Linked DNA regions of Mus musculus: region 2 is linked to region 1. A link is a loop called in an ENCODE intact Hi-C map of the cell type or tissue named here. Cell type or tissue: heart. All regions are shown on one strand. Links, peaks and the distances in the headings refer to the core of each region. The heading gives the core; the rest is flanking DNA. Region 1 holds the start of Acad9 (acyl-Coenzyme A dehydrogenase family, member 9). Region 2 holds the start of Zfp267 (zinc finger protein 267).

Evidence for each region. A loop is a pair of places that touch in the nucleus more often than their neighbours do. Peaks named below come from ENCODE experiments on the same cell type or tissue, not always from the same donor. Only the 100,000 strongest peaks of a DNase experiment are listed, where the experiment ranks them.
Region 2: a loop joins it to region 1, with 2.6 times the contacts of the local background. A loop is called at or near these places in 4 of 42 quality-filtered maps.

The regions. Positions count from the first base shown.
Region 1 is chr3:36,058,224-36,073,806 of GRCm38, forward strand. Acad9 (acyl-Coenzyme A dehydrogenase family, member 9) reads left to right here and starts at 7,756. Exons shown (of 18, transcript NM_172678.4): 1 at 7,756-8,047; 2 at 11,487-11,580; 3 at 15,284-15,385. The coding sequence starts at 7,886. In heart, for the core only: no CTCF peak of the experiment used is centred there; a DNase peak (open chromatin) is centred at 7,818; H3K4me3 peaks cover 1,854 bases; H3K27ac peaks cover 1,279 bases; H3K27me3 peaks cover 1,724 bases.
Region 2 is chr3:36,141,661-36,157,243 of GRCm38, forward strand. It overlaps Zfp267 (zinc finger protein 267), which reads left to right and starts at 9,420. Exons shown (of 4, transcript NM_001101478.1): 1 at 9,420-9,535. The coding sequence starts at 9,533. In heart, for the core only: a CTCF peak has its summit at 9,607; a DNase peak (open chromatin) is centred at 9,361; H3K4me3 peaks cover 1,727 bases; H3K27ac peaks cover 1,741 bases.

The DNA of each region.
Region 1 (15,583 bases), core at 3,820-11,819:
CAGTCTAATTAGTGTTCTGTAGGATTGTTGTGTGTTTATAGGCATCTCTTTCTTTATGTTGGAAAGTTTTCTTTTATTATTTTGTTGAAAATATTTTCTGATTCTTGGAGTTGGAACTCTTCACCTTCTATTCCTATTTTTCTTAAGTTAGACCTTTTCATGGTATCTCGGATTTCCTGGATGTTTTATGTCAGAAATTTTTTAGATTTAACATTTTCTTTGATTGATGTATCAATTTCTTCTATTGTCTCTCTCATACCTGAGATTCTTTCTTCTAGCTCCTGTATTCTGTTAGTAATGCTTGCATTTGTTGTTCTTGTTCTCTTCCCTAGCTTTTCCACCTCCAGGATTCCCTTACTTTGTATTTTCTTTATTACTTCGATGTCCATTTTCAGGTCTTGAACAGTTTTATTTATCTCCTTCAACTGTTTGATTGTATTTTCCTGTATTTCCTTAAGGGATTTGTCTGTTTCCTCTTTAAAGGCCTCTACCTGTTTGGTTGCATTTTCCCATATTTCTTTAAGGGATTTATTCATTTCCCCTTTGAAGGTCTCTATCATCTTTATAAGATTGGATTTAAGGTCATTTTCTTGTGCTTTGTTTATGTTAGGATATCCAGGGCTTGCTGTAGTAGAGTAGCTGAACTCTGAAGGTCTCATCTTGCCCTAGCTTTTCTTGATTGTGTTCTTTCTAGGGCCTTTAGCCATCTGGATGACTTTGGTCCTTGGATATTGGTGTTGGAGTAAGTATTGGGAAGGAGTTAACCTCAATTGTCCTGGTGTGGAGGGCCTCTGATGTGCATCCTTACCTTATATGGTTCCAGAGCGGCAGGTCTGTATGGTTGAGAATCCACAGCTCTGATGAAGGTGGCCAGATGGAGGATGACAATGGAGGTCCAGCAGGGATACCAGACTGCTCAGAGCCTCTTTCTGATATTTTAATTGAGGCACTTGGATCTGTATATTTTCCTCCTAGGATTGCTTTTAATATTTACCAGTGGTTATGTTGTGTTATATTTTCACTTTCATTTAGTTTTAGGAATTTTAAATTTCCTTTATTTATTTTTCTCTTGACTCAATAATGAACAGTTTAATCTTCATGAGTTTGTGCACTCCCTAGAGCTTTGTTTTCTGTTGGCTTTAAGTTTTATTGCATTATGCTGAGATAGGAAAGAAAATTATTTAAAATCTTCTGGATTTTTAAAAGATCGGCTTTGTGTCCCAGGATGTGGTTTGTTTCAGAGAAGCTCTTCATGGGCTCCTGTGGAGAATCTGAGTGAAATATTCTGTACACATCTGGCTCGAATTCTCCTGTGGGGTTTTATCAATGAGCCAGGTGGAGCTATCTGAGTCCCTTTAACTACAAAGATGGTGAAATGAATTTTGTCACTGGTATCATGAGAGAGATCCATGCTTCTCCCAAGAAGCACGACGAGTCCCATCTCTGCTCTGTGTAGCAGCGTATGCTCCTGCACGAAATTCCAGCTTGAACAGAATGGCAGAATTGGTTATTATCCTTAAGGTTGAGAATGAATGCTAGACTCAAACATTTGATTCCATGAATGTGTACTGGACTCAGTCAATGTCTGTTGATAAACTTTATATTACAGTTTTAAATAATTAGGTCCTCATGGAAGCCATTATTCGTACAGGAACTGATGTTTCCGTTAGTAGAAACCTTAAACAAGGTCCTAAACCCTAAGCCTATCCCTAAACACCTTATCCTAAGCCTAACTCTAAAACCCCCCTAACCCATGTCTAATCCAAACTGCAAACCAAGCCCTAATTTTAACCTAACTTTATCCCTCTAGCATTCTAACTGCAACCCTCTAGCCTTTAAAAGTAACCCAGACCTCACTTAGTCTACCTGAACCTAACCTCAACCCTCTAACTCCTATTCTGGGTAGGGGCCAAGGCAACTGGAAAGCCAAAGCCAGCGATTGACCTCAGGAGCCTGGTCACAAAAACTTACACCTGTCAACTGTAACTTTACAAAGTAAAAAGCTAACTGGCAGGTATACTTCTGCCCGGAAAAATCCCACTTCCTTTGCTTGCTGGCGCCACCGTGTGGTTTTAGAGTATCAAATGAAACTGCAAACTGGACTCAGGAATGGAGCCTGTCAGGAGCTAGCCTGGCTTCAGTCCACTAGTGACATTTCTCTTCCATTCTTGTCAGTATCTCAGTACTGATTATAGAAAGATTCCAGCAATAGAGGAAAGCAGATGGGTTGCTGTGTCAGACACCAACCTAGTCTACACAGTGAGCCACAAGCCAGCCAGGGCTACATTGCGAGACTGTCTAAAAACAAAACCAAAAACTCTGTTGAGGATTTCTGTAAAGGATCCGTCATTCTCTTCCCAGGCTGTTTTATGTGTTGCTCAATAAATGCAGAACAAAGCACTTTTTAGGGGCAGGTAGATTCACACACATACAGAAACACAAAACAGACACAGGAAATAGAGACAGATCTGATCAGGCACACACAACAGACAGACCGCAGACAATACAGTAACACAGACAGACCCAGGGAGAGAAGTGGAGAATTTAAATTTAGTCTCACTTTTTGTCAAACTAATCCAAACTAGAAAGTCACTTAATTTATATTCGTTAAATACATCTGACACATTTTGGTGCCTTCTCTGTGGTTATTGTTAGTAGGTTAACCGATGCATTGTAATATTAACATGAGATCTTGGAATTAAAAGAAGTTATACTTGATAATGATATGCTTGTATTAAGTTGAGAAGGAGTCAATTAATTCTTGCTAGTTTGCCAACTTGACACAACCCAGGATCACTTTGGAAGAGGTAACTCCAGTAGAGAAAAATCCCTCCATCAGACTGGCCTGTAGGCAAGTCTGTGGGGGAACCTTATTAATGATGGGTGCAGACCTTCCAGCCCACTGGGAAAGGTGGTACCATGGTCTGCTGAAGTTCCTGCCTTGGCTTCACTCGGTGATAGACAGTGATTAGGGCCATATAACAAATAAGTCCTTTGCCCTCATGTTACATTTCTATCAGTGTTTTGTCACAGCAACAGAAATCCACTAAGAAAGTGATGATCAATAATCTGTAATTGCTTCTGTACTGATTGTGGGTAGAGTCTCCGCTTAAGAAGGTCCACAGAATTTCCTATTTCATCTATTGAATGAAGATGAAGCTTCATATTTCCAGTCATGGGAGTTAGCTGGAATTCCTGTGTCACTGGGGAGTTTGAAACCGTTAGATCACCAAGAAGACATGAATCTTACAAGATTAAAATGCAAGGTTTAAGCAAGAGTAATATTTTTGTGTCATTCAGTGACCACAGAAAGGATGAGAGTGAGGAAAGCCATGGCCTTGCTTATTTTAGGAGAATCATCCCTCATGGGTACAATCACTTGGAAAGTGTTCTTTTTAGAATCATATTGAGTACGATATATTAAGAATGTGGCTTAAAGGTGCTGAAGGAAGCATTCAATAATTAGGAAGTCTGGCTGCTCTTGCAGAGGACTCAAGTTCAATTCCCAGCACCTACATGGTGTCTCTCAACTGTTTAAAACTCCAGTTCTTGGGGATTTGATGCTCTCTTCTGTCTTGAGTGGGCATCAGGTATGTACATGGTGCATAGACATACATTCAGGCAAAAACACTCATGCACAGAAAATAAAATAAAATAAAATAAAATAAAATAAAATAACTCGATAAAAAATAATTTAAAAAGGGAATTTGGTGAAGAAATATAATAAAAGAAAGACAATCTTATAAGAAAACCAGGGTTGAAGTGAGGCTATAGTTAATGATAGATTCAGATAAACTATCTAAATAGAGTGGGTTTTTTTAAAATTATAGCTGGAGTGGCTCTGATATTTTATCAAGTATGTCAGCAGCTCATACACAGGATTTAATGGGAAATCATGTTTAAGGCTGAATTTTTGTCTGTTTCCTTTAAATTCTACTTTAGTTTTGTGGTATGTCAATCATTTTAATTTAGGATTACTTATGACAATGCAGACTGCCAAAATGAACCCTACCCCAACCCTGACCCATTACGGTCGGTTAGCACTTGGATTTAGAAGGAGTCCCTGTATCTTTTATTCTTTTTCATTTTTATATCAGTAATTTCATATGTTGAGAATGAGTCAGAGGTCTAGCTTGACCATGACTTCATCTGTGTACTGACCCTTTTCTTTGCAAATACAGACTGGTTAGAAACCACAGAATGGGGTCTCCTTGGCTCTCTGAACAATAGGACAGGTGACTTACCAGACATATAAGACATTTTGATAAAACAAACAAACCAACCAACGCATAGTCCCATGGGAGCTGGATGATCACGGAAGTAAACATGTTTGACTGCCCTCTTTTTCTGTCCCTCTGACCACATTGATACAGGAGTCAAAGTATGGCTATTGAACACCCAGAAGTTCAGTTGCACAAGTACTAAAGAATAAATCATGCTTTAAAGTCACTGAAGGAACTGGAGAGGTGGCTCAGCTGTCACATGGACATTTGCTACTCTTGTGTTCAATCTGATTCAATTCCCAGCACCCATCTGGAGGCTCCTCAACCCCAGTTCCAGGAAGTCCAGCATCATTGTCTGGCCTCTCCAAGCCCAGGAAACACATGATGGACATACATACATGTAGGCAATATACTCACACAATAAAACAAAAAGATTTCCCTTTTATTGAAAATAAATTATTTTCTCATAAAATATCCTTTAATTAATCCCCCCTCCCTCCACCCCTCTCTCTCTCCTCCCATTTGAATCCACCCCATTTCTGTCTTTCATTAAAAAGAAGAGGCTTCTATACCCCATTTTTTGATTGGATTGTTTGGGTTTTTTTGTGATTAACTTCTTGAGTTATTTATATATTTTGGACATTAGCCCTTTATCAGATGTGGAGTTAGTGAAGATTTTTTTTCCCAATCTTTAGGTTCCTGATTTGTCTTATTGACCATAAGAAGCTTTCCTTATAGAAGCTTATAGAAGCTTTGACTTATAGAAACATTCCAGTTTCATGAGGTCCCATTTATCAATGACTTTACAGGGCATAGTTCTTTTTGTATCTTCTATCCTCTCTGGCTCTTACACGCTTTATGTTTCCTCTTCTGCAGATTCTCCTGAGCTCTGAAGGGGGGAGGGGCTAATAGAGAAATCACATTTAGAGCTGAGTGTTCCAAGGTCTTTCTCTGCATAATATCTGGCTGTGCATCCCTGTGTTTATTCCCATATACTGCAGGAGGAAGTTTTTCTGATGATGGCTGAATAAGGCACTGATCTATGAGCTTGGCAGAATATCAGTAGGAGTCATTTTATTAGTACTGTGTTTTAAGATCTGTGGTATTTGATTTTACCATAGGTCTCTAGGCTATCTAGTCTCTGATTCTTGGGCAACCAAGCAGTGTTGGGTATGGGTTCTACCTCATAGAGTGGGCCTTGTTCAAATCAGACATTGGTTTGCTACTCCTACTAGTTTGTGCGACCATTGGCTTAGCATATTTTGCAAGGAAGATAACACTGTAGATCAAAGGTTTTGTGGCTATGTTGTTGTATGTGTTTCTCTTTTGGTAGCCTGCAGAGTAACTTTCCATACTCAAGACTTTAGAACATAGGGGTGAAGGTTCTATATTGGCATCCACTAGACCTCCCCAAGTGTGGGTGTTGTCTTCAGCAATGGACTCTTTTTGTCAGTTTGCAGAGAGCAAACTATTGTATTGGCAACAGCCTGGGGTGTTTGGAGCATTTCCATGGAAGCTCTTTGGCCAACAACTCAATTGGGTATAACCCAGGCTTGCTACTGGAAGCTCTGTTTGGTAACGAGAGATGGAGAGTTACCTCCCCATTTTTGGAGACATCATTAAAATCACTTTCATGTATTTTAGTTAGTTCCCACTACATTAGGTGATTTATTCCATGTTCTATTGCTGTGAAGAGACATTGTGATCAAGGTGACTCTTAAGAAAGAAAGCAACACTGGCAGGACACATTCGTGTGAACGGGACTCCTGGGTCACCTGGAGATCTCAGATCGATGGAACAGAGGCTACAGTACTGACGCTAACCTTTCAAGAGGCAGTCTGTGGGCTAGCAAGACGGCTTAGTGAGTGAAGTCGCTTGCCACAAAGCCTGGAGATCCGGGTCCAATACTTGAGAAGCTATCTTCTGACCTCCACACATGTGCCTAGTATACTCTTTCTCTTACACAGATAGATAGATAGATAGATAGATAGATAGATAGATAGATAGATAGATATTTTTTAAGAGGCAGTCTACTAAGATTCAGACTAAGTTAGGGCAAGTAGTTCCTTGGCTCCCATGACTAAAAGGTGGCCTCAATAGCCTGTGAGACACTGACTCAACTGATGCCATCTTAGAGACACCATTTTGACCTTAGAACTCAGTACATAGGCAACAACAATCTGCCAAAACCCTAACCTGCCAAAATAGGAACAAAGACCTAATTCATCAAAGACCTAGTTTATAGTGCCAGGACCTGGGAAAGTCCCTAAACATATTAACCTTGCTTTTTGGCTTCTGTAGTTTCACTTCTCGCTAACTGTTCTTACTTGCTTTTTGTGCATAAAAGGAAAAGAATAGTGAGGCTCTGGGCTACATAGTTTGGGAAGTTCCTTATGCAGTCCCCAGTGGGGCATAAATGCTTTCTATTGGTGTTAAAACTGCATGTATTTTCTGAAGGAGTCATCTTGTAACAGTTGATGCCACACTGGTTCCCTCAGGACAACCTGCCTAGAAATAAAGACAACAGACATATGAATAAACCCTGATGTGAGAGCTGGACCAGTTGGACCAGGCCCTGCCTTGGCTTACTTCCTCAACATAAGATTCATTTTAAAAAAAACAAACAAGGGCTGGAAAGATGGCTCAGCGGTTAAGAGCATTGACTGCTCTTCCAGAGGCCTTGAGTTCAATTCTCAGCAACCACATGGTGGCTCACAACCATCTGTAATGGGATTCATTGCCCTCTTCTGGTGTGTCTGTAGACAGCAATGGTATACTCACATACATAAAATAAATAAATCATAAAAAGAAACAAACAAACAAACATGGTGTTTATAGTTTCATAGGGTAGGTCACCGAGCCAAGGGAAATGCCTTGCCCTGGGAGTGGTGAAGAAAGCAAGTGTCTGAAGACTGTGGCCAATAGGGGCCAGACTAGGGGGGTGCACAACACAGGGAGTGGTAGATTCAAGAAAGGAGGAAACAGCATGCTCTTAGTGCTTCATGCAGTCTCCCATACAAAATGATACCACGCCACTCACATATTTAAGAGAATTAGGCAGAAGTGGGTTAGTAAAATAGGTCCCTTGTCATTTTGTTATACCCATTTAGCAATATTCTAAGTCCTACATTAAGTGAGATGAGAATAACAAAAGTTGTACTTCTAGGTTTATTTGATGAAATCTAATCTGCTCTTTAGAGGATGTGCTGAGAATAGCACACAGGCACAAGAGCTGTGTTTGGGAGCCTGGGTGGTAGTTTTGCAGCTTGACTTTTGAGTATTTTCGTTTTCTTACTGGCAAAAGTATAACAAGAAAGAACACACACACACACACACACACACACACACACACACACACACACACACACTTACTTCCTAGCCTGTTCGGATGAATTTTAAAAAACTACAATTTCTAAATTACATACTCAGACATTACATACAGCAATGCTTGGCGTAGGAGACATTTATTAAACATATTCTGGAACGACCTGTCCAATAGCCTCGCTCAAGGCGGCGCAGCCCTTGCGTCATCAGGAAGTGCGAGCTAGCTTCCGGTTGCAGCGGTGCAGGGTGAGACTTTGGATGCCCGGACGCGGGTGATTGGCGTCATTGGGAGGAGCGGCGGGGCTTCCAGCGACTTGAAGTCTGAAGTCAGGAGCAGCATGTCTGGCTGTGTGCTGCTCTCGCGTGGGGCGACTGCGGCGGCGGCTGCGGCGCGAGCTTCCCGGGTGCTGAGGGAATTCACGGCGAGGCGCCGCCCGCTGCACACCAGCCTGCAGAGCTGCTCGTTCGCCAAGGAGCTCTTCCTGGGCAACATCGAGCAGGTAGGAGGCGAGGCCGGACTGCCCGTGTCCTCTGCTCCCACCTTTCATTCTGGCCAGAGTTGCATGGAACGTTATCCGAGCCCGTAGAAGCCAAACATCCGAGAGGCTGGGCTCGGCGATGTGGCTTAAGTCGTGTCACAGTGGTTTTTGTTTTGGGGCAGGGTCTCATTCAGTAGTAGCCCAGGCTGTCTTTGGACTCGCTCTGTAGCTAGGCATGCCTTGAATACGTGGTCCTCTTGCCTCGGTCCTCAGAGTTGCCCATCCAGCTATTTCTTGTCTTGGAAGTTTGTCTCGTATTGTCTGACTTTATTAAAGTAGAAGTCAACACTTGGGCTGAGTGGCTGCCCTGGTGCAACGTTCAAAGCTAGAACTTTGAAGTGTGGGGACCCTTTTGCCCACATTCTGGCGCAGAGGGTGCCGAGGGACTTGGATTCTTGTGCTTTTCCAAGGCAGGAGGAAGAGCGCAGCCATCATGTATCCCCTTCAGTCTTTAAATCTACCCTTCATCACCCGTGAGCTTTGCTGCCAGTTTTCCATTTCTGTATTTAGTGAGAGTCCCAGTGGTCAGCTCTCCTCCAGATGGTATCTACTTTCTATACTGTTGTGAGCTGTATACCCCTAGCAAAGGCTGGCCTGGTGATTAGAACTCAGCTTTCTCACTATTCAAGGATAATTCTGCATCTTGGACCTGTGCCCTCAGGCTTTGGCCCAGTGGCCAGTGGTTTTCTCCACATTGCTCACTTCTCATTCCCATTCCTACCCCACCCACCATTAGTAACTAATGCAGATATGTACTTAATGTTTGTTCTGAATGCATGTTAGGCCTCAGGTTTCTGAAAAAAAAATTCTTTTCTTTGTATCTCTTTTGTTAGTTCCTTGGTTTCTCAACCTGTAGACCTTGGCCAGTGTCTCTGGTAGCCCAGTTGAAGTCAGAGGCAGTGTCGTTGTTGTTTGTGTTGTTTTGTTCTTCTTCTTTTTAATGTGGAGGTGGCAGGTGTATTGATTGCTTGCTTTTGAGACAGTCTCACTGAGACTTTCTGCCTCTGCCTTCCTTCATGAGAGCTAGATTGAAATTGTATGCCACACCTAGCAATGCTGAATTTTTCTAAAGTTTAAGCCTGTGGGCCTCTCTTTTTATTATGGTCAGCCCCTTGATGACCTAATTCAGTGCCCTAGCTTTAAATGACAACTCTATTCTTACGACTCAGATTTATTTTTTCAACTTGAGTTCTTCCCCTAACTCCAGACTTAGTCTACCTTTCTGCTCTATATCTCCTCTTAGATGTCTAATAAGCATCTTTAATAAGCATATATGATAACCTCTCCTGGATCCCACCCAGTTCTGCTTCTCCCAACAGCCCGTTTACAATAGATAATGGCTACTCTGTGATTCAACTTTTTCAATACATTCTCCAGTGACACCTTTGATTCGTCTTGTTCTCATTGAATCCTATAGTAAGTAAATCTTTGTTTATCTTCAAGTTACATTCATATCTGACCACTTCTAACTTCACTGCTACTTCCTGGATTGAGCAAACACCAGCTCTCGGAGCATTTCTGGGCCTTGACTAGGACAATGGCAGTGGTACTTAAGCGTCTGAGGGTAGAGAGTAGCCGAGTTATCCATGCCAGTGGCTGACATATACACTTACTTGGACCCGAGTCTGTCCCAGGGGCAAGTGGGAGGATGAATGGGTGAGGCTTGTGTGGCACTGGCAGACTTAGTTACAGCCCCTGGCTTATATAATTGGCTTCTGCAGTAGGATTACCTGAATAACAGGTTCTTTTGCTTTATCAGCTTAAAAGATGCTAATTGTTATTTCACTCCTCACCCACACGGCGCCTCATTCAGTTTTTGTCACTTTTAACTAGAGGATATTTTCCTTCTAGCCTCCAGTATCCACCCCCCCCCCCTGATATTTTTTGTTTTAGGTTTTTGGGTTTTGTTCTGTTTTGGAAGATTGTATTTGAGTTGTTGTTTTTGAGACTGGGTCGTGATGTGTAGTCTTGGCTGGCATGGAGCGTGCTATGTAGACCAGGCTGGCTTGAACTCACAGGAGTCCACTGGCCTCTGCCTTCCAAGTGCTGGGATTAAAGGTGTGCCTCATTGTGCCTGGACTCCTGAAGTCTTTACCCTTTTAAGTATGTCTGAATACCAGTTATTTGCCAGGTTGCCTGTTTTGCCTAGTTTGCCCACTGGGATCGACATCACTTTTCTCCCACACAGCCCTTTGACCCAGACTAGGTGACAGGCAAGACTGTGAAGGTGATGGAGTAGGAGTGGTCTGAGCCTCCATGAGTGAGCAGCCTTGTTCTAAGAGGCTCAGAGGGCCAACAGGAACTATGCTCCCTGTTAGTCTGCCTCAGCAGTGGAGTGAGTGCTGGTGGATGGCAGCATATTCTTTAAGTCACTTGTCTCTTGGATAGAGAGAGACCCATGGACCTCTTGTCCTTGGGCCAGAGAGGAGCAAATAGATTTTGGAACGTTGCTAATGTGGAGAAGTCAGGAACGTGAGTACTAAGACAGGGTAGAGACTTGAGTGCTCCCCTTGGTGAGAGGAACCAAGGAGACAGGGGAACTCCTGATCCTGAAAACTTGTGATATATCTGTGTTCAGCTGTGGGTCCAGATATACACCCTGTCCAAAGCACCTGGAGGAGTAGCTAGAGCTTGGCGGGCCACAGGTCTTCAAGCCATATGGGATCATTTCAAAGGCCCGCAGGGAATCCTGGCAAGTTGGCCACTAGTGATTAGAAGCCACATCATTCTCCAGGACGCAGGCATGGTCACTTCATGTTTCAGGACCCAAGTATGTCCTGCTTGACCCACACAGCTCCTTTCTCTGATGAACAGGATCATATAGGAGAAGCCAATACAGGACATATAAGTTGCTCAAAGCCAGTCACACATGTAAAGAACAGCTAGGCTCAGGTTGAATCTCGTCCTGTGACCTTGCTACCTCACATGCTAAGCAGTATTCACAAGGCAAGAAACAGCTGCTCAAAGAGGGACACGCAGGATGAGCAGACTATGTCCTTGCATTGGGGACATAAAGACTGATGTCCATTTTAATGAGGAGTCCTCATATCTACTGTCTCCTACAAGTCTCAGAAGGACCTTGAAGAGATATGGCCTGCACATTGTCAGGAGATCCAAATGTAGTCCTAGGCTCCTTGTTTATGGCACCCACTCCACCACTTGTTATTGATAAGGAAACTGTTGGAGATTAGGATTCAACCCACCTGCGAGGGGAGGAATATGGGTATAGATAGCAGCTTAGACATAAGACCCATACCTGAGGTATTGTATGAAGTCATCTTTCTGCCTCCTTCCTGGGACCAGATGAAGCATGTAACACACACCCCCTTTCCCTTTTGATAAATATTACAATGAGAAGTTGCTGAAAATTAAATTTGTCATGCGTGGTTTTCATTTTTAGAAAGGAGTTTTCCCATTTCCAGAGGTCAGTCAACATGAACTTAGTGAAATCAATCAGTTCGTGGGACCGCTGGAAAAATTCTTCACTGAAGAAGGTATGTACGGTTTTCTCTTCATTGCTCTCTTCAATTAAAAGATTAATTAGATTGCGTACATTGGAAGCACTATAGACAGAGAAAGCTCTTAGTGTCATTATTAAGTTACACATAGTTTCTGCTCATAATAGAACCTTCAGGGATCAATTTCTGCTTAGTTAAAAGACACTAATTTGGTGTTCCTCTAGGTCTCTGTAGTAAACAACTATTTTAAATGTTTCTATATTGCAGCAGGCTAAAACTTGATAAAGTGGGTAACTAGAATAAATGAAAGTGGCTAAGGCCAGGTAGTTCACACTTGTTAGCCACACACCGTGGCAAAGACTGTATGAGATGACATGCATATTTGTAAGGGTTCCATCTGGCTCTTTGTACTGGGTGTTTTAGGAACCATTCACAATCTGTGGCCTAGCATTTTCTCGGGGACTGTCTGCCCTTCTGGTTTGTTACAGTGATGACCTCTTGGATAACTCTCTGACATCACAAACAGGACATTGCTATCAGTACAAGCCAGCTGATTTCACACAGTTCACAAAGTTTAACCTGTACTGGTGCATATGTGTCTGTGTTCTCATACATTGCTGGTGTGTGTGAACAGTCATGAAGACACAGATACAGTGATATAGTGAGGATTCTCATGCTATCATTTTAATGATCAGATTTTACGTAACTTCTGTGACTCCTTGAAACATGTTATAATTTTGCCATTTCAAGAATAGGGGTGGTGTTAGAGGGAGGAGATGTTTGGTTTGGGAGACAGATCTCACTTTTCTGGCCTGGCCTGGCCCAGCCTGGCCCTGCCCTGCCCTGCCCTGCATTGCCTTGCCATTTGGTTTTTTTGAGACAGGATCTCGCTACATAGCCCTGGCTGTTCTGGAACTCACTATGTAGACCAGATGGCTTTGACCTCATAGGGCTCTGCCTGCCTTTGCCTCCTAAATGCTGGGATTAAAGGCACGTGCCATCATGCGCAGCCAGAACCTCACTTTTCCTTTGTATAAGGGGTTTTCCTATTGCTTTTAGTGTGTGTGCTCGTATGTTCATATATGTGTGCCACAGCGTGTTTGTAGAGCTCACAAAATACCTTGTAAAAGTCAGCTCTCTCCGACTATGTAGGCCTGAGGCATCACACTCAGGTTGTAAGCCCTACAGGAAGCACCTTTACCTACTGAGCCAACTCAAAAGGCCTAGGATGAGTGTTGATTCAGTGACTGACGTAGTGTTATACAGAGTTGCTGTTTTCAGAAGTTGGAGTATTGTGTAGGCAGTGAGGCGTCTGAATGCTGGATTTAACTGGGCCCAGAAACAGTCTGCTTAGTACTGTTTATCCAGACCTCCCATTACAATTCTGGGAGCTATGTACTTACTCTCTGGTGTAAGTTGACTACTGTTGCAATCAACAGTAAGTAAGTACTGGCTGAGAAGGTACCAGCGATTTTAACGATCCAGTGGAGTGTGTGCATAGCTTCCTTCTTCCACACTGTGACGACATCTGCCCGGGAGTTGCTGCTGAGGAAGGAAGGGCTGTTCTGGCTCCTGTTTTGAGACCACAGTTCATTGAGGGGAACATTTAGTGACAGAAGCAGGAGAACAGATGGTTCTGAGCTGTGTGGGCTGTGCTCAGCTCACCCTCTCCCCTTTTCATGGAACCCGGGACTGCAGCCCACGAAGGTGCTGCCCACATTCGGGAAGGGTCTTCCCTTCTCGGTTAAAATGAACACCTCTGGAAACTCTCTCAAAGGCACACACAAAGGCGTGATCCTAAGTCATTCCAAATTCAGTTGACAGCACACACTATCAGAAACAGCATGCCTCTAGCAATCTGTATCACAGGAGTACATGATACACTGCGGCCTGACCCTGGCGACTGGCCCCACATCAGGAGAAAGAGTTCCTTAGCACCAGTCACTTACAAATGCGGTTCTTTTTTTTTTTTTTTTAACTTTTTTTTAATTAGGTATTTTCCTCGTTTACATTTCCAATGCTATCCCAAAGGTCCCCCATACCCACCCCCCCACTCCCCTACCCACCCGCTCCCCCTTTTTGGCCCTGGTGTTCCCCTGTACTGGGGCATATAAAGTTGGCAAGTCCAATGGGCCTCTCTTTGCAGTGATGGCCGACTAGGCCATCTTTTGATGCATATGCAGCTAGAGACAAGAGCTCCGGGGTACTGGTTAGTTCATATTGTTGTTCCACCTATAGGGTTGCAATTCCCTTTAGCTCTTTGGGTGCTTTCTCTAGCTCCTGCATTGGGGGCCGTGTGACCCATCCAATAGCTGACTGTGATCATCCACTTCTGTATTTGCTAGGCCCTGGCATAGTCTCACAAGAGAGAGCTATATCTGGGTCCTTTCAGCAAAATTTTGCTACTGTGTGCAATGGTGTCAGCGTTTGGAAGCTGATTATGGGATGGATCCCTGCATATGGCAATCACTAGATGGTCCATCTTTTTGTCACAGCTCCAAATTTTGTCTCTGTAACTCCTTCCATGGGTGTTTTGTTCCCATTTCTAGGAAGGGGTAAAGTGTCCACACTTTGGTCTTCCTTCTTCTTGAATTTCATGCGTTTAGCAAGTTGTATCTTATATCTTGGGTATCCTAAGTTTCTGGGCTAATATCCACTTATCAGTGAGTACATATTGTGTGAGTTCCTTTGTGATTGGGTTACCTCACTCAGGATGATGCCCTCCAGGTCCATCCATTTGCCTAGGAATTTCATAAATTCATTTTTTTAATAGCTGAGTAGTATTCCATTGTGTAAATGTACCACATTTTCTGTATCCATTCCTCTGTTGAGGGGCATCTGGGTTCTTTCCAGCTTCTGGCTATTATAAATAAGGCTGCTATGAACATAGTGGAGCATGTGTCCTTCTTACCGGTTGGGACATCTTCTGGATATATACCCAGGAGAGGTATTGCTGGATCCTCCGGTAGTACTATGTCCAATTTTCTGAGGAACCGCCAGACTGATTTCCAGAGTGGTTGTACAAGCTTGCAATCCCACCAACAATGGAGGAGTGTTCCCCTTTCTCCACATCCTCGCCAGCATCTGCTGTCACCTGTGTTTTTGATCTTAGCCATTCTGACTGGAGTGAAGTGGAATCTCAGGGTTGTTTTGATTTGCATTTCCCTGATGATTAAGGATGTTGAACATTTTTTCAGGTGCTTCTCAGCCATTCGGTATTCCTCAGGTGAGAATTCTTTGTTCAGCTCTGAGCCCCATTTTTTAATGGGGTTATTTGATTTTCTGGAGTCCACTTCTTAAGTTCTTCATATATATTGGATAATAGTCCCCTATCTGATTTGGGATAGGTAAAGATCCTTTCCCAATCTGTTGGTGGCCTTTTTGTCTTATTGACGGTGTCTTTTGCCTTGCAGAAGCTTTGCAATTTTATGAGGTCCTATTTATCGATTCTCGATCTTACAGCACAAGCCATTGCTGTTCTATTCAGGAATTTTTCCCCTGTACCCATGTCTTCAAGGCTTTTCCCTACTTTCTCCTCTATAAGTTTCAGTGACAAATGCGGTTCTTAATTACATAAAATCAACAGCGTGCCAGGTGATCCTGACCAAACAACTTCAGGTTTTAGACATTTTCTGCCAGTGATACTAGTAGGCTATACAAAACCCTTCTGTATACTTTTATTTATGAACATATCTGATTTGTTTTTACTTGTTTAATCAAGATAACTTGTTTTTGGCAGTGGACTCTCGAAAAATTGACCAGGAGGGAAAAATCCCAGTTGACACCTTAGAGAAGTTGAAGAGCCTGGGACTTTTTGGCATACAGGTCCCAGAAGAATATGGTAAGTTAGAACAGCGGCCACTCACCTGCTGGTCTAGCTCTTCAGCAAGTGCTTCCCGTGTGTGCATAAAGGGCTTCTTGTTTAGCAGCAGTGGTCTTTAAATGCAGTCTTCCAGATGTGCTGTTTGGGACATTTTCCTGCCACACTCAAAAATGATACTATTACTGTAGCAAATGGGAGATTTTCTTGGTCTTTTAG
Region 2 (15,583 bases), core at 4,931-12,930, 85 kb after region 1:
CAAACCTAAATTATAGAAGAAAACTTCCCTAACCTAAAGAAAGAGATGCCATGAACGTACAAGAAGCCTACAGGACTCCAAATAGACTGGACCAGAAAAGAAATTCCTTCTGGCATATAATAATCGACCAACAAATGCACTAAATAAAGATAGACTATTAAAAGCAGTAAGGGAAAAAAGGTCAAGTAACATATAAAGACAGACCTATCAGAATTACACCAGACTTCTAACCAGAGACTATGAAAGTCAGAAGATCGTGGACAGATGTTATACAGACCCTAACAGAACACAAAAGCCAGCCCAGGCTACTATACCCAGCAAAACTATCAATTACCATAGATGGAGAAACCAAAGTATTCCATGACAAAACCAAATTCACACAATATCTTTCCATGAACCTAGCCCTTCAGAGGATAATAAAAGGAAAACTTCAACACAAGGATGGAAACTACACTGTAGAAAAAGCAAGAAAGTAACCCTTCAACAAACCTAAAAGAAGATAGCCACAAGAACAGAATCCCAACTCTAACAACAAAAATGACAGGAAGTAACAATTACTTTTCCTTAATATCTCTTAATATCAATGGACTCAATTTTCCAATAAAAAGATATAGACTAACAGACTGGCTACATAAACAGGACCTAACATTTTGCTGCATACAGGAAACCCACCTCAGGGACAAAGACAGACACTACCTCAGAGTAAAAGGCTGGGGAAAAAAATTCCAAGGAAATGGTCTGAAGAAACAAGCTGGAGTAGCCATTCTAATATCGAATAAAATCGACCTCCAGCCCAAAGTTATCAAAAAAGACAAGGAAGGACACTTCATACTCATCAAAGGTAAAATCTTCCAAGATGAACTCTCAGTTCTGAATATCTCTGCTCCAAATGCAAGGGCAGCCACATTCATTAAGGAAACTTTAGTAAAGCTCAAAGCACACATTGCACCTCACACAATAATAGTGGGAGACTTCAACACACCACTCTCATCAATGGACAGATCGTGGAAACAAACTAAACAGGGACACAGTGAAACTAACAGAAGTTATGAAACAAGTGGATTTAACAGATATCTAGAGAACATTTACCCTAAAGCAAAAAGATATACCTTCTTCTCAGCACCTCATAGTACCTTCTCCAAAATTGACCATATAATCGGTCACAAAACAGGCCTCAACAGATACAGAAATATTGAAATTATCCCATGCATCATATCAGATCACCATGGACCAAGGCTGATCTTCAATAACAACACAAATAATAGAAAGCCAACATTCACGTGGAAGCTGAACAACACTTTACTCAATGATAACTTGGTCAAGGAAGAAATAAAGAGATTAAAGACTTTTTTAGAGTTTAATGAAAATGAAGCCACAACATACCCAAACTTATGGGACACAATGAAAGCAGTCCTAGGAGGAAAACTCATACCTCTGAGTGCCGCCAAAAAGAAACTAGAGAGAGCATACACTACCAGCTTGACAGCACACCTAAAAGCTCTAGAACAAAAGGAAGCAAATTCACCCAAGAGGAGTAGAAGTCAGGACAAAATCAAACTCGGGGCTGAAATTAACCAAGTAGAAACAGAAAGAACTGTACAAAGAATCAACCAAACCAGGAGCTGTTTTTTTGAGAAAATCAACAAGATAGATAAATCCTTAGCCAGACTAACTAGAGGGCACAAGGGCAGTATTCTAATTAACAAAATCAGAAATGAAAAGGGAGAAATAACAACAGAACCTGAGGAAATTCAAAGCAACATCAGATCCTACTACAAAAGGCTATACTCAACAAAACTGGGAAACCTGGATGAAATGAACAATTTTCTAGACAGATACCAGGTACCAAAGTTAAATCCAGATCAGATTAATGATCTAAACAGTCCTATATCCCCTAAAGAACTAGAAACAGTAGTTAATAGTCTCCGAACCAAAAATAGCCCAGGACCAGATGGGTTTAGTGCAGAGTTCTACCAGACCTTCAAAGAAGACCTAACTCCAATTCCCCTTAAACTATTTCACAAACTAGAAACAGAAGGTACTCTACCCAATTCATTCTATAAAGCCACAATTACTCTGATACCTAAACCACACAAAGACCCAACAAAGAAAGAGAACTTCAGACCAATTTCCCTTATGAATATTGATGCAAAAATACTCAATAAAATTCTCACAAACTGAATTCAAGAACAAAATAATCATCCATCATGATCAAGTGGGCTTCATCCCAGGGATGCAGGGATGGTTTTAATATGCAGAAATCTATCAACACAATCCACTATATAAACAAACTCAAAGACAAAAACCACATGATTATCTCTTTAGATGCTGAGAAAGCACTTGACAAAACCCAACACCCCTTCATGATAAAAGTCTTGGAAAGATCAGGAATTCAAGGCCCATACCTAAACATAGTAAAAGCAATATACAGCAAAACCAGTTGCCAACATCAAAGTAAATGGAGAGAAACTTCAAGCAATCCCACTAAATTCAGGGACTAGACAAGGCTGCCTACTTTCTCCCTATCTATTCAATATAGTACTTGAAGCCCTAGTCAGAGCAATTCGACAACAAAAGGAGATCAAGGGGATACAAATTGGAAAAGAAGAAGTCAAAATATCACTATTTGCAGATGATATGATAGTATATATAAGTGACCCTAAAAATTCCACCAGAGAACTCCTAAACCTGATAAACAGCTTCAGTGCAGTAGCTGTATATAAAATTAACTCAAACAAATCATTGACCTTTCTCTACACAAAGGATAAACATGCTGAGAAAGAAATTAGGGAAACAACACCCTTCACTAGTCACAAGGTAATATAAAATACCTTGGTGTGAGTCTAACTAAGGAAGTGAAAGATCTGTATGATTAGAACTTCAAGTCTCTGAAGAAAGAAATCAAAGAAGATCTCAGAAGATGGAAAGATCTCCCGTGCTCATGGATTGACAGAATTAATATAGTCAAAATGGCTATCCTGCCGAAAGCAATCTACAGATTCAATGCAATCCCTATCAAAATTCCAACTCAATTCTTCACTGACTTAGAAAGGGCAATTTGAAAATCCATCTGGAATAACAAAAAAACCTAGGATAGCAAAAACTATTCTCAACAATAAAGAATGTCTGGTGGAATTACCAGGCCTGACCTCAAGCTGTACTACAGAGCAATTGTGAAAAAAAAAACTGCATTGTACTGGTACAGCCACAGACAGGTAGATCAATGGAATAGAATTGAAGACCCAGAAATGAACCCACACACCTATGGTCATTTGATCTTTGACAAAGGAGCTAAAACCATCCAGTGGGAAAAAAGACAGCATTTTCAACAAATGGTGCTGGCTTAACTGGAGGTTAGCACGTAGAAGAAGGCAAATCAACCCAATCTTATCTCCTTGTGTTGTGTCCGGCCAGCAGACCACAACCTGGGTTCTAGCCTGGAAAGGCATTTTGGAAACCTGGAAGAGAAGAGGGGCTAGGTGGCGAGAGAAAGAGATGTAGCCAAGACAGTTATTCTGATCAAAGCTCAAATTCTATTGTTGCGACACTAGTTATGAAGGAAGGGGGAGGGGACCCGATTCCCGCGGAATAATCTCTGGTCCAGTAGAAAGGTGCTCGTGTGTGGCTCCGCAGGTTCCAGCAGTGGGCGTGGCAGAACGAATGAGCAGGAAGCTCCACCCCTGAGCAAGCAGGTTTCAGGCTGGGGGAGGGGAGACTACATCCTTGTACAAAGCTCAAGTCTAAGTGGATCAGAGAACTCCACATAAAACAAGAGACACTGAAACTTATAGAGGAGAAAGTGGGGAAAAGTCTTGAGCACATGGGCACACAGGAAAAATTCCTGAACAGAACAGCAATGGCTTGTGCTGTAAGATTGAGAATCAACAAATGGGACCTTATAAAATTGCTTCTGTAAGTGAAAAGACACTGTCAATAAGACAAAAAGGCCACGAACATATTGGGAAAAAATCTTTACCAATCCCAAATCTGATAGAGGACTAATATCCAATATATATAAAGAACTCAAGAAGTTGGACTCCAGATAATCAAATAAACCTATTATAAAATGAGATACAGAGCTAAACAAAGAATTCTCCACTGAGGAATACCGAATGGTTGAGAAGCACCTGAAAAAATGTTCAACATCCTTAATCATCAGGAAAATGCAAATCAAAACAACCCTGTGATTCCACTTCACACCAGTCAGAATGGCTAAGATCAAAAATTCAGGTGACAGCAGATGTTGGTGAGGATGTGGAGAAAGAGGAACAGTCCTCCATTGCTGGTGGGATTGCAAGCTAGTGCAACCACTCTGGAAATCAGTCTGGTGGTTCTTCAGAGACTTGGACATAATACTACTGGAAGATCCAGCAATACCTCTCCTGGGCATATATCCAGATGTTCCAACTTGTAATAAGGACACATGCTCCACTATGTTCATAGCAGCCTTATTTATAGTAGCCAGAAGCTGGAAAGAACCCAGATGTCCCTCATGATTCCTCAGAGGAATGGATACAGAAAATGTGGTACATTTACACAATGGAGTACTACTCAGCTATTAAAAACAATGAATTTATGAAACTCTTAGGCAATTGAATGGATCTGGAGGATATCATCCTGAGTGAGGTAACCCAATCACAAAAGAACTCACATGATATACGCTCACTGATAAGTGGATACTAGTCCAGAAGCTTAGAATACCCAAGATACAATTTTCAAGACACATGAAACTCAAGAAGAAGGAAGACCAAAGTGTGGATACTTCATTTCTCCATAGAATGGGGAACAAAATACCCATGGAAGGAGTTACAGAGGCAAAGTTTGGAGCTGAGACAGAAGGAAGGACCATCCAGAGACTGCCCCACCCAAGGATCCGTCCCATAAACAGCCACCAAACCCAGACACTGTTTGCATATGCCAGCAAGATTTTGCTGACAGGACCCTGATATACCTGTCTCGTGTGAGGCAATGCCAGTGCCTGGCAAATACAGAAGTGGATGTTCACAGTCATCTATTGGATGGAGCTCAGGGCCCCAAATGGAGGAGCCAGAGAAAGTACCCAAGGAGCTAAAGGTGCCTGCATCCCTATGGGAGGAATAACAATATGACCTAACCAGTACTCCCAGAGCTCGTGTCTCTAGCTGCAAATGTTGCAGAAGATGTCCTAGTTGGCCATCATTGGGAGGAGAGGCCCTTGGTCTTGTGAAGATTATATGCCCCAGTACAGGGCAATGCCAGGGCCAAGAAGCAGGAGTGGGTGGGCTGGGGAGCAGGGTGGGGGGAGGCTATAGGGAACTTTCAGGATAGCATCTGAAATGTAAATGAAGAAAATATCTATTAAAAATTTGCTTTTGAAAAAAAAGTTTTATTTTTATTTATACGAGTATACTATCGCTGTCTTTAGACCTACCAGAAGAGGGTATAGATTCACATTACAGATGGTTGTGAGCCACCTTGTGGTTGCTGGGAATTGAATTCAGGATCTCTGGAAGAGCAGTCAGTGCTCCTAACCTCAGAGCCCAAGGCTGATATTTCTAATGAACCTATACGCAAAAATCCTAAGTGAAATACATGGTAAAGTTTATTCTGTGTGCTGTTGTGATGGCTCACTAGGTAAAGCCACTTGCTGCCAACCCTGACAACTGAAATCATGTGGATAAAAAGATGGAGAGGGATTTTAGAGATGGCTCACCAGTCCACAGTGCTTACTGCTCTTGCAAAATTGAGGGGCATAATTTTGTTGACCAAGAACATTCCAGTTGAGGATATTTTCTACAGTAAGCAAAAGTTCTCACTAATTTTCAGGTTGAAAACTGTAGGGCTGCCTAGGGCTACTGCCAGTCACTGCTAAGGACACCAAAAAGTCAATTTTATATCGGTTTTCATTTTGGATAAGGATGAAGGCAAAACCTTAGCGAAAAGAATATTGTATGACAAAATGAAATTTTGTATAGATCTATGTGTTTTAAAATTTAGGTCCTCTAAAGATGTTCTATTCGGACTGAATGGAACACACTATTCTTTGTACAAAACATATTTTTCAAAGAAAAGCAAAAAAGTCATAAATGCATGATGGAGATGATATTGGGCTCACTGTAGAAACACTTAAGATTAGAACTAGTGTCTCTATGTGTCTATGTGTGAGTATGTGTGAAGTTTAAACTGCAGACTACAAATGAATACCTAATGTTTGTAAAAATATTTATAATGAGAACAGAGAAATTAACATATATAATATAATATAATTAGTATAATATGAACTTAGCCTGACAGTAGCTATTGAAGTTAGAAGGTACACATTTTGTACCAACTTCTGCTTAAGGTAGACAGAAAAATCACATGTGTTAGACGTAGACAAAGTTATCCTCTCAGCCTTTGGAAGGAATCTTGCAAGAATTTAGAACAATGTGAAATAAATGAAATTTAGATCCAGATATATCAAACCACAACTTACCCAAAGTGTAGGCCCCTTAGGCATGAATAAGCAACCATGCTGAGAGATGCTCAGTGCAGCTGTGTATGTCATGGAAGCGTGAGAGCTTCCTCAGAGATGGCTGTGCTGGGCAAAGGTTACTTACTTAAGTGGCCTCCATTGAGATTCAGGAAATCTGTATGAAATACGTTAAAAACATATATTCCACTAAACTGTACAATTTAAAAGAGAAAGATCAACTTCTAAATGCATATGATTGACTAAAATGAAACCAAGGTCTGATAAATAATTTAAATCTCTTTCAGCAGACACTACATATGTCTTTAAGTCACTCATTTTCTTAGTAAGATATTGTTTCTGGTGTAGTAATTTCATCCTGCTTGCAGCAGAAACAAAAATATTATACTAATTCCAAAAATAAATGTGAAAAGAATTTTCATGCCTATGGGGCACATTATACATGTCTTCAAATTTCTCTTGTAGTGAAAAGTGGAAAATGTATGGTTGATTCTTGAGTTTTCAAATCTTTCCTCATTTTCTTTGAAAGAAACATTTTCCTCAAATTAATTTAGGTTCTTTGCAGAAGGCATAGAAATATTCTGTCAAGAAGATCATTCTCAATACTGATGAATGGTTGGTTAATGGACACAAATCCTGCTCCTTTAATTAAGTGTTACTATTCAAGTCCTAAAAGACCATATAAAATGGGTGATCACATGTCCTAGAGTAAACATTTGGGCTTTGGAAGTCAGGAAGTCTTGTGGAATTCTAGCTTCATTTGGGTATATTCCTTAACTTGGAACAATTTCACAAACCTGATTGATAAGAAGATGCATAATGGTACTGAGTGCAAAAATGTTAGCATGTCTTCATTCTTCCTGTATCCCGAGACTTAGGCAACATGGTTTTTCTGTAGCTCCTATCAACAGGTGTCTCTGTTTCTGTACATTGCAACTGAGTTGGTCTCTTCCTGCTGTGGCTCACAAAACGTTGTGTCTATGAAATTATTAGTCTGATACCTAGGCTGAAAAGGTCTTTTTGTTTTTCTTTCCAGTCTTCCTCATCTCTCTGAGAACAAGTTTACACGGGAAGCTGAAAAGATGGGACATTATGAGAGCAGTAGGAGTAAAGTTGAGCCAGCTCACTCTCCGGGGCTGCACCATCCGGGGCTGTACCACCTTGACACCCATCAGCTGACCAGATCAGAAATAGTTCAACTGAACCTCAAGTGAGGAGCTGCCTTATCACCATCCGCTAAGTTTTAGTGTGGTTTGTTATTCAGAGATAGAAGATGAATGCACACTTACAGGCACGATACCATGACTTAATGATATTTTAATCCTAAGTTACCTGGCAAATAGTAGCTGCTATATATGCATTAGTTTACTTCCCCACTAATTAAAGTTGGATGATCTATTGCTAGATGGTGTTGAATTATACAGAAAAATTTGTAGACATGTGTGCATATGGTTGGGTAATTAAATTTGCACCATGTCTCACAAAAGAAAACCCGAATCTACAGCCTGACAATTAGGTCCAAGGCCAAACTAAAAAGGGGTGGTGGTGGTGGTGGTAATTTTTCTTATAATCTATTTAAATCACAGGGGGGCAAGGCCATGGAGGGATCAAGAGACAGGCTTCCCTCCTCATGTGCCCACCTTTGAACACTCCTGGTTGAAGTCCCCTGATCTGTTTTAGGACATGGTTACCCCCATTCACTGGGACCTAAAAGAAATATTGGCAGGAAACTGTGTTGCTTCACTTCTGACATAAATGGGAGAGATTCTCAGGTTCCCCTCACTTTCTTGAGGTCAGGAAAATTATAGCTCTCAGAAGAGGACTGTGACAGACGTGACCTGAAACCTGCTGAAGACCCGAATTTGGATGATTTAGTATAGTAACATATATATATATATATATATATATATATATATATATATATATATATATATATACACACACACACACACACACACACACATATATGTGTGTGTATACATATGTGTGCATGTATGTATATGTGTATATGTATGTATGTATGTATGTATACATATATGTATATGTGTGTGTGTGTGTGTGTGTAACCAATTCCACATATGATGATATGTTTGGATATACTGGGTTTTATTACAATCACTGTTTTAACTTTAATATGAACAGTAGAAAATTTTAAATTAAGTAAGTGTCTTAGTCAGGGTTTCTATTCCTGCACAAACATCATGACCAAGAAGCAAGTTGGGGAGGAAAGGGTTTATTAGGCTTACACTTCCATACTGCTGTTCATCATCAAAGGAAGTCAGGACTGGAACTCAAGCAGGTCAGGGAGCAGGAGCTGATGCAGAGGCCATGGAGGGATGTTCTTTACTGGCATGCTTTGCTAGCTTGCTCAGCTTGCTTTCTTATAGAACCCAAGACTACCAGCCCAGAGATGGTCCCACCTACAAGGGGCCTTTCCCCCTTGATCACTAATTGAGAAAATGCCTTACAGTTGGATCTCATGGAGGCATTTCCTCAACTGAAGCTCCTTTCTCTATTGTAACCCCAACTGTGTCAAGTTGACACAAAACTAGCCAGTACAGTAACACTTGAGTATTACTCCCCCTTTCTATATTCAATATTGCTGATTCAGGAGATTTTTTTCCCCTTTTAAAATTTGAAATTCAAGGACAGAGCTCAGGGGGAAATGGTGCCAAAGCTCTTCTCTATTGCGAATAATATACATATATATGATTCATAAATTGGTCTGACTTTATATACAATAGTAAATGGGAATGATTCCTCTAGGGTCAGCTTTACTACAACTGTACCAAAAACTTGTCATTTCAGCCCATAGGGTAGTGCTGGGGCCTGATGGGGCGGGACCGGAAAGTCATCCAATCAGCAGCACGATGGTGAGAACTTCGAATCAGACGTTTAGACAGGGTAGAGGGGGCGGGCCTTCATGCTGTGTTTCTGAAGTCCAGGATCTTGGAATCCTCCTCAGGCTGGGTCTCTTCCGGTGTAGACTGTAGCTCAGCCCTGCGGCATCCGTTTGCCCTGCGTCTGTAGGGTGCCGGGCCATCCACCGGGAGGACGCGGACTCCGCGTAGTCAAGCCACAATGGTGAGTGTGCATGGTGTCCTGAGACTGGAGGGAGGCTGTGTAGAGCCGGTGGGAATCGGCTGCGGCCAGTGCTCGATGTGGGAGGACGGTGAGCACTGCTGAAGCCTGCTGGTGAGTGTGTGCGTGGCGCGGCGAGGCTGGAGGGCTGCGGGGAGCCGAGGGGGAGCCGGCGACTGCATGGGGGGCGACGGCGGCCCCGCCTTCCTGCGGCCGGCCCTTGGGATCGGCCGGCTTGAGGTCCCCCTTGGTGGGCCATGCGTCACCGCGCAGCCTGAGCTGGAGATCCCCGGTACCCGGCCGCGCCCCCGAGCTAGCCGGTGCAGTGAAGGCCCAGGGTCAGACCCTGCTGCCCTGGAGTCCTCAGAGGCTCCAGCCTAGTAGCCCGGATTGTGCGGCGATAACCTGCAAGCGTAGGGCTCCCGCAGGGAAAGTGTTCAGTGAGGTGTCCTGTCCCTCCTCCCGAGCAGTCTAGATAAACGCGAAGCAGAATCTCCTATCCAGATGACTGCTCTTCCCCTGTCCTCGCTTCTCCTCTGGTTGGAGGAAGATTCCTAAATTTCCATCTCCTGACCGCATTCCCAAATGCCCATTTAAAAAATAATATTAACACCCATTTCCCACGCAGCATTTCAAATAGACATACATTTTGCTTGATTGGTTTTTTTCCCCACTCCACACACTGGGCGACATTTTAAAAAGGATTTACCCTATGGATATTTAACATAAAATCACTTGATTTTTTATTAAAACACACACACACAATGCCTCTCATTTTGTCATCCTTAGACACAGGAACCCCAATCAGAATGCTTTGGGGTTGTACTTGCCTTTTGGAGATTTTCCATAGTGATGGGTCTATCTTCATCTGACTCTACTTGGCCCTTTCCTTGCCCGGGTTTCAGAGATGCCAACACCAGCTGCCTTGTCTCCAGTGTCTAGGAGCATCCAATGATGTCAGTGTCTGGGCTGATCGTCCCAGCAGCCTGGGGTGTGAGGCTAGACCGCATTGGGACGCTGCTGGATGTCTTGGTGTTCTCCCATCTGAAACGCACTTGAGCTATCTCAGCCTTTTGATCAATATTCTGCCAGTTGTACTTAGCATGCAGGAGGCCTTCTGGTTGCTTAATTAAATCCTTGCTGCAAGTTTGTAAGAATGAATCCAGACTGCCAAGTAGTCATGGGAGAAGTGTTCTGTAAACCAGTTCTGGGCTTTCCCGCCTTGCTCTGCATCCCTTGTAGGGACGGAAGGTGACAGGGCTCATGGGCCTGCTTGTCCCCTTGTTTAGACTCACTAGCCTTTCTTGCTTCCTTGTTCTGTTGTTATTGTCTCTTTTTCATTTGTTTATTTATCTTCTGAGCTGGATAGGTGCATGCCAGCCATGGGATCCTGTGGGGTGAGAGGATTCTGGTCGTCTGTCCATAAAGGGAATCCCAGGGACCAAACTTAGGTTGACAGTTGTGGCAGCCAGTGCCTTTAACCCACTGAGGCGGTTCCTGAGAGCAGCCATTGGGGAAAAAAAAGTTCTTAAGGGATTAGTAAAAAGGCCTTTTCTTTTTAGCCTGGAAATAAGTCTTGTGAGTTTTCCTTTCTCAGCATGAAGCCGGTCTGCAAGGTAAACCTGGCTGTGGGTTGGCCTTTCTCAGCAGGAGACCCCCGGTAGCTCTAAGCTAGCAAAGAAAGGCCTAATTTTTAAATGTGAAACCACACCATGCTGGCAGGTAATTGGGCCTCAACCTCTACCCAGAAGCCTTTTTTTTTACTTAAGAGACTAAGATAATTTAAACCTTTTTAACGTTTTTAAATTTGTATCATCAACAAGTTCAACTTTTGTACCCAAAGTTATTGTAAGGCCAAAATGTTTGTAAAGTGAAACCGACTTTCTAGGTATGGCTGGACTGATCTGGCAGCGGTAGCCTAGGCAGTGGGGCTGGCTGAAGTCAGCTAAACATAAGCTAAGGCCCACTGCCAACACTATCACAGAGATCTGAGAGGGATAAATTTGAGTAGGAAATACAGACCCAATGGCCTCTGTATCAATGAGGAATGACAGAATCTAACCTGCTACCTGGACAGGCCACCTGGGCTCCTCCATGCTGATCTTGATAGCTTTGTTGCAGGCAGAGGACCCAGGGCAGTATTAGTCTTTGGTCTGCAGGTCCAGAAAATCCAAGAAACTTTCCGAGGAGGAATTTGGGGACTGAGCTACCTTGACGAGAGCAGGAGAGAGGCAGTAGATTGTCCAGTGTTGCCCTTGTCTACAGTTTGGCCAGGTCCTAGTGGTTGGGGAGGTGAATGGCAGTTCTTTGTCCAGTTACCATCGCAGCTCTGTTCCAGGTGAAGTCCACTGCCCCTTCTTCTTTGGTGGAGGGTGAGGGCTGTGGCCAGGCGCTGGGGTTTCTGCCTTTTTCATTAAACACCTGAAATGCCATATTTCAGCAGATCTCTCTGAGGGGCTTGAGGGCTGTCATTGAATCTATTATCTGGCCTGATTTTAAACAAAGTGTACTTGTTTTCAATTACTTGTTTTCGGCTTAACCTTGATGACATGTTCAGGAGGCATGTCCCTTTAAATGAAATCACATTATACTTAACATGACTACAAGCATAGTTCGGAGCACATGAAAGACTGATCATGTATAAGGCAACTGACCTTGAACTTGCAAGTCTTAATTATCTTTAACAGTTTGCAAGGTCTTGGCTTTTATAAAATCAGGGTTTTGCAGTTTTATCTCTGTTAATTGAAGATCCGTTAGCATTGAAATAAAACTTTAAACCATGAATACAGTTCACAGAGAAACTGACACCTTGCTTTTCTACCCTTTTACAGTATACCTTTGTAGACTATCACAGTTTCTTCTATGAGTCAGTTTATTGAAATAGCTAGAGCTTAACACAGTTACCAAAGACAAAGGCCAGACACCTTTGTAAGCAAGTTTTTGTTAGCTTGAGTAGACCTTAGGAATTCATAAACCTTATTCATCAAACATGTTCCTTACTGAAAAAAAGTTTTGTTTTTTTTTTTTTTTAGGAGCTTAATGTTGAACACAGTTAGCAAAGACATAAGTGGTTAGATAAAGCAGAGGGCTCCTTAGGACTAAGAAATTTTATGGATACTGACATAGTTTATATCTGTGGTTACCTTAACCTAGATGGCGACAGAGTCGCGTGGTATGCCCTCTCTTTAACCTTAGTAAAGATGGCTGCCAACCACGTGGTTGTTATTTACTCTAAAGTGAGCTATCAGGCAAGCATATTTCTTTCTCTTTAAAAACATTTATTTTCCTAAACAAGAGCTGAATCCAAGTTGCATATAAGCATGTTGTAGCAAACTAAGATTACCTTAGTTAAGATTACCTTGGTTTCTTACTATCAACCTTTTCTGTTAAAGTTTTAAGCTTTTTGTTACAGATTTCACAGGTTGTTTTTTTTTTTAAACCACACCAAATGAACTTACAAATCCTGAGATAAAGTTGTACAATGGTCTTACAGATACTGTGTTAAAGTTTGTACTTCAGCTAAAGTTTTCAAGCTCTAAGAGAGGACAGTATTAAGAGAGTTAAGTAGGACCAAGAAACCGGTATGGGGTAAGCAGCAGCAGCCCCTACTGGGAGCAGTTCACTTCTTAGCTGACCCATGCCACATGCTGTCTTTTCAGGGGCTCTTAGGTTTTGCCTTCCAACTCCCTGTCACCGTCACGTGGCTGTCCTGACCCAGGACACGGGAGAGTTTGGAGAAGACATTTAAACAGCCATGCTTGGGTCTGGAAGAGCAGGCCATTAACTACAGAGCCAGCTTTTTAGTAGAATAGCATAAAACAATTTTAAATATTATCTGTACCTTCAAAGACATTTGAATCTTTTAAAGATGGAATCCAGTGACCAGTGGGAGAGACTAGAGACAAAGGAGGCTTAGGGACAAGGCGATTTTCAGATCTGCTTGTGTGGTGGCAGAAGTTGTCTGTCTGTGATTATTTGGCCATTTGCTGACCATTGAGGCTGATTAACTCTTCCGTACTGAGGACACTCTGGGTATAGTAAGGCTGAGACTTTAATGGAATCTTTGAGTCTGAGGAGAAAAGAGATTAGAGGAGGCAGGTACTTCTGAACAGGAAGAGCCCATTGTGTGAGACAGGAGCTGAGAGACCTAGCAACTGGGAAAAGAAGATGTCTTTCAGTAGCAGAGTGAAGAGAGGTGGGAGAGGCTTAGGGTAAAGGGTGGGAAACGGAGCTCCGGAGCTCCGCCAGAGGGAGTGTTCCAGTGTCAGAGGCCCAGAGGGAAGGCAGGATCCAGCCAACCAACGAATGGGGCAGAGACAGAGCAAGCAGCTAATGGAAGGGAGGGAGAAAGGAGGAGCCATAGTTAGAGAGCAAGTTCCAAGGAGAGGGCTGAGAGACAGCAAGGGTGGCAGCCAGGGGAGAGACTTATTGAGTGCCGTGGTGACAATAGCAGTTTGGGGTGTCCCCAAGCAGACCAAAAGACTTGCAGGATGGTGGAGGGGCATCCTTCCTCCCCATGATGGGACACCCAGCGGGATGTAGGCTTCCTGACAAACCGGTGGCACTTTGTGGCAGGCTTCTGGTGAACAACAAGCAGTCTTAAGAAATCTGCTTTTCCAGTGAACAGAAACCTGTAGGCTTCTTTACCCAGTAACTATCCCTGTTTACCTGATTAAAGTCTTGTTTAGGACAGTGTCACCATCCCTGCCGTTTGGGGGGACCTGACAGCATGCACACTTACCCTATCTTTACAACTTTGTAAATATGCGCATTTCTTTTAAGTTTAGAAATAAGGATATTACAACACCCAAGTTTGCGGCATAATATTAATAACTACTAATTTTTAAAAAGACTGTAGGCTTGGTCACAAATATCGAGTTAAATTTAAATCATTGGGAATCTTACCTCAATTGTAATGGCCACTTTTCATGAATAGATACTACACAAAACATTAAAAAAATGTGGAGAACAACAACCATACTAGTCTATTGACAGAAAAAAATGAAGCACAAGAACATATAGACAGACTAAACAGAGGCATGTGTTAAAACCATTCCTGGCCCAGCAGGACCAAACTCTGCTGTAGGACTCAGGGTCTGTTTAGAAATTCACATATGAGCTTTTCAAATGGTTACCTGTCTCAGAGGAAATTGTCATATTGTCTCTTCCAAAGTGCTTGAGGGGAGATAGGCTGGGTTAGTGAGTTTATTCTTAAGTACTGTAGCAAATAGAGGTGGAAGAGGTAGTGCCTAACTATTACATCAGTTTTCTAACTCGTGATTTTTATTAAAAATTTGTATTGCATGTATTTATTTGTGTGTGTATGTATATATATATATATATATGTATATATGTATGTATATACACACATATATATGTATATACATACATATATACATATATATATATAGAGAGAGAGAACATGTATGTACCACAGTACATGTATGATGGTCAGAGGACATCCTGCGGGAGTCAGTCCTCTCTTTTTACCATGCGTGTCTTTGGTGTTGACCTCAAGTTGGCAGGCTTGGTAGCAAGAACTTTTACCCACTGAGCCATCTTGCTGACCGTCGATATGTTTTAAATTGCAGGCAGAATCAGTTCTGATTAATTTACTTATAGAATATGATATAAAGTATTATGGTGTAGTATCATACTTCATGAAGATAATTTTGTTTCTTTTTATTTCAGTTTTTCAAGGATGTATAGAACCATACTGGCATGTTGTATTAAAATACATTTCTTATCATGGGCTAACTTTTAAAAAGCCACTGTTTGGGAACCCCACATTATTGTTATTCATTACTGTGGAAGTGTCTTTAAGGTACTTCTTGTTTACATTTTAATATAATGCACACCTGCCTGTTTCAAGGGTATAAGCTGGTCTTAGTGGCCCTTGTTTCTCCCTGTGAGGTTTTGATTGTTTTCTCGTGTGCCCTTTGAGTACTGCTCCATGATCCCAGGCCTGGAATAAAGATCTTAGACAAATGTACTAGATTAGAATTGGTGGTGGGCGTGGTGGCACACGCCTTTAATCCGAGCACTCGGGAG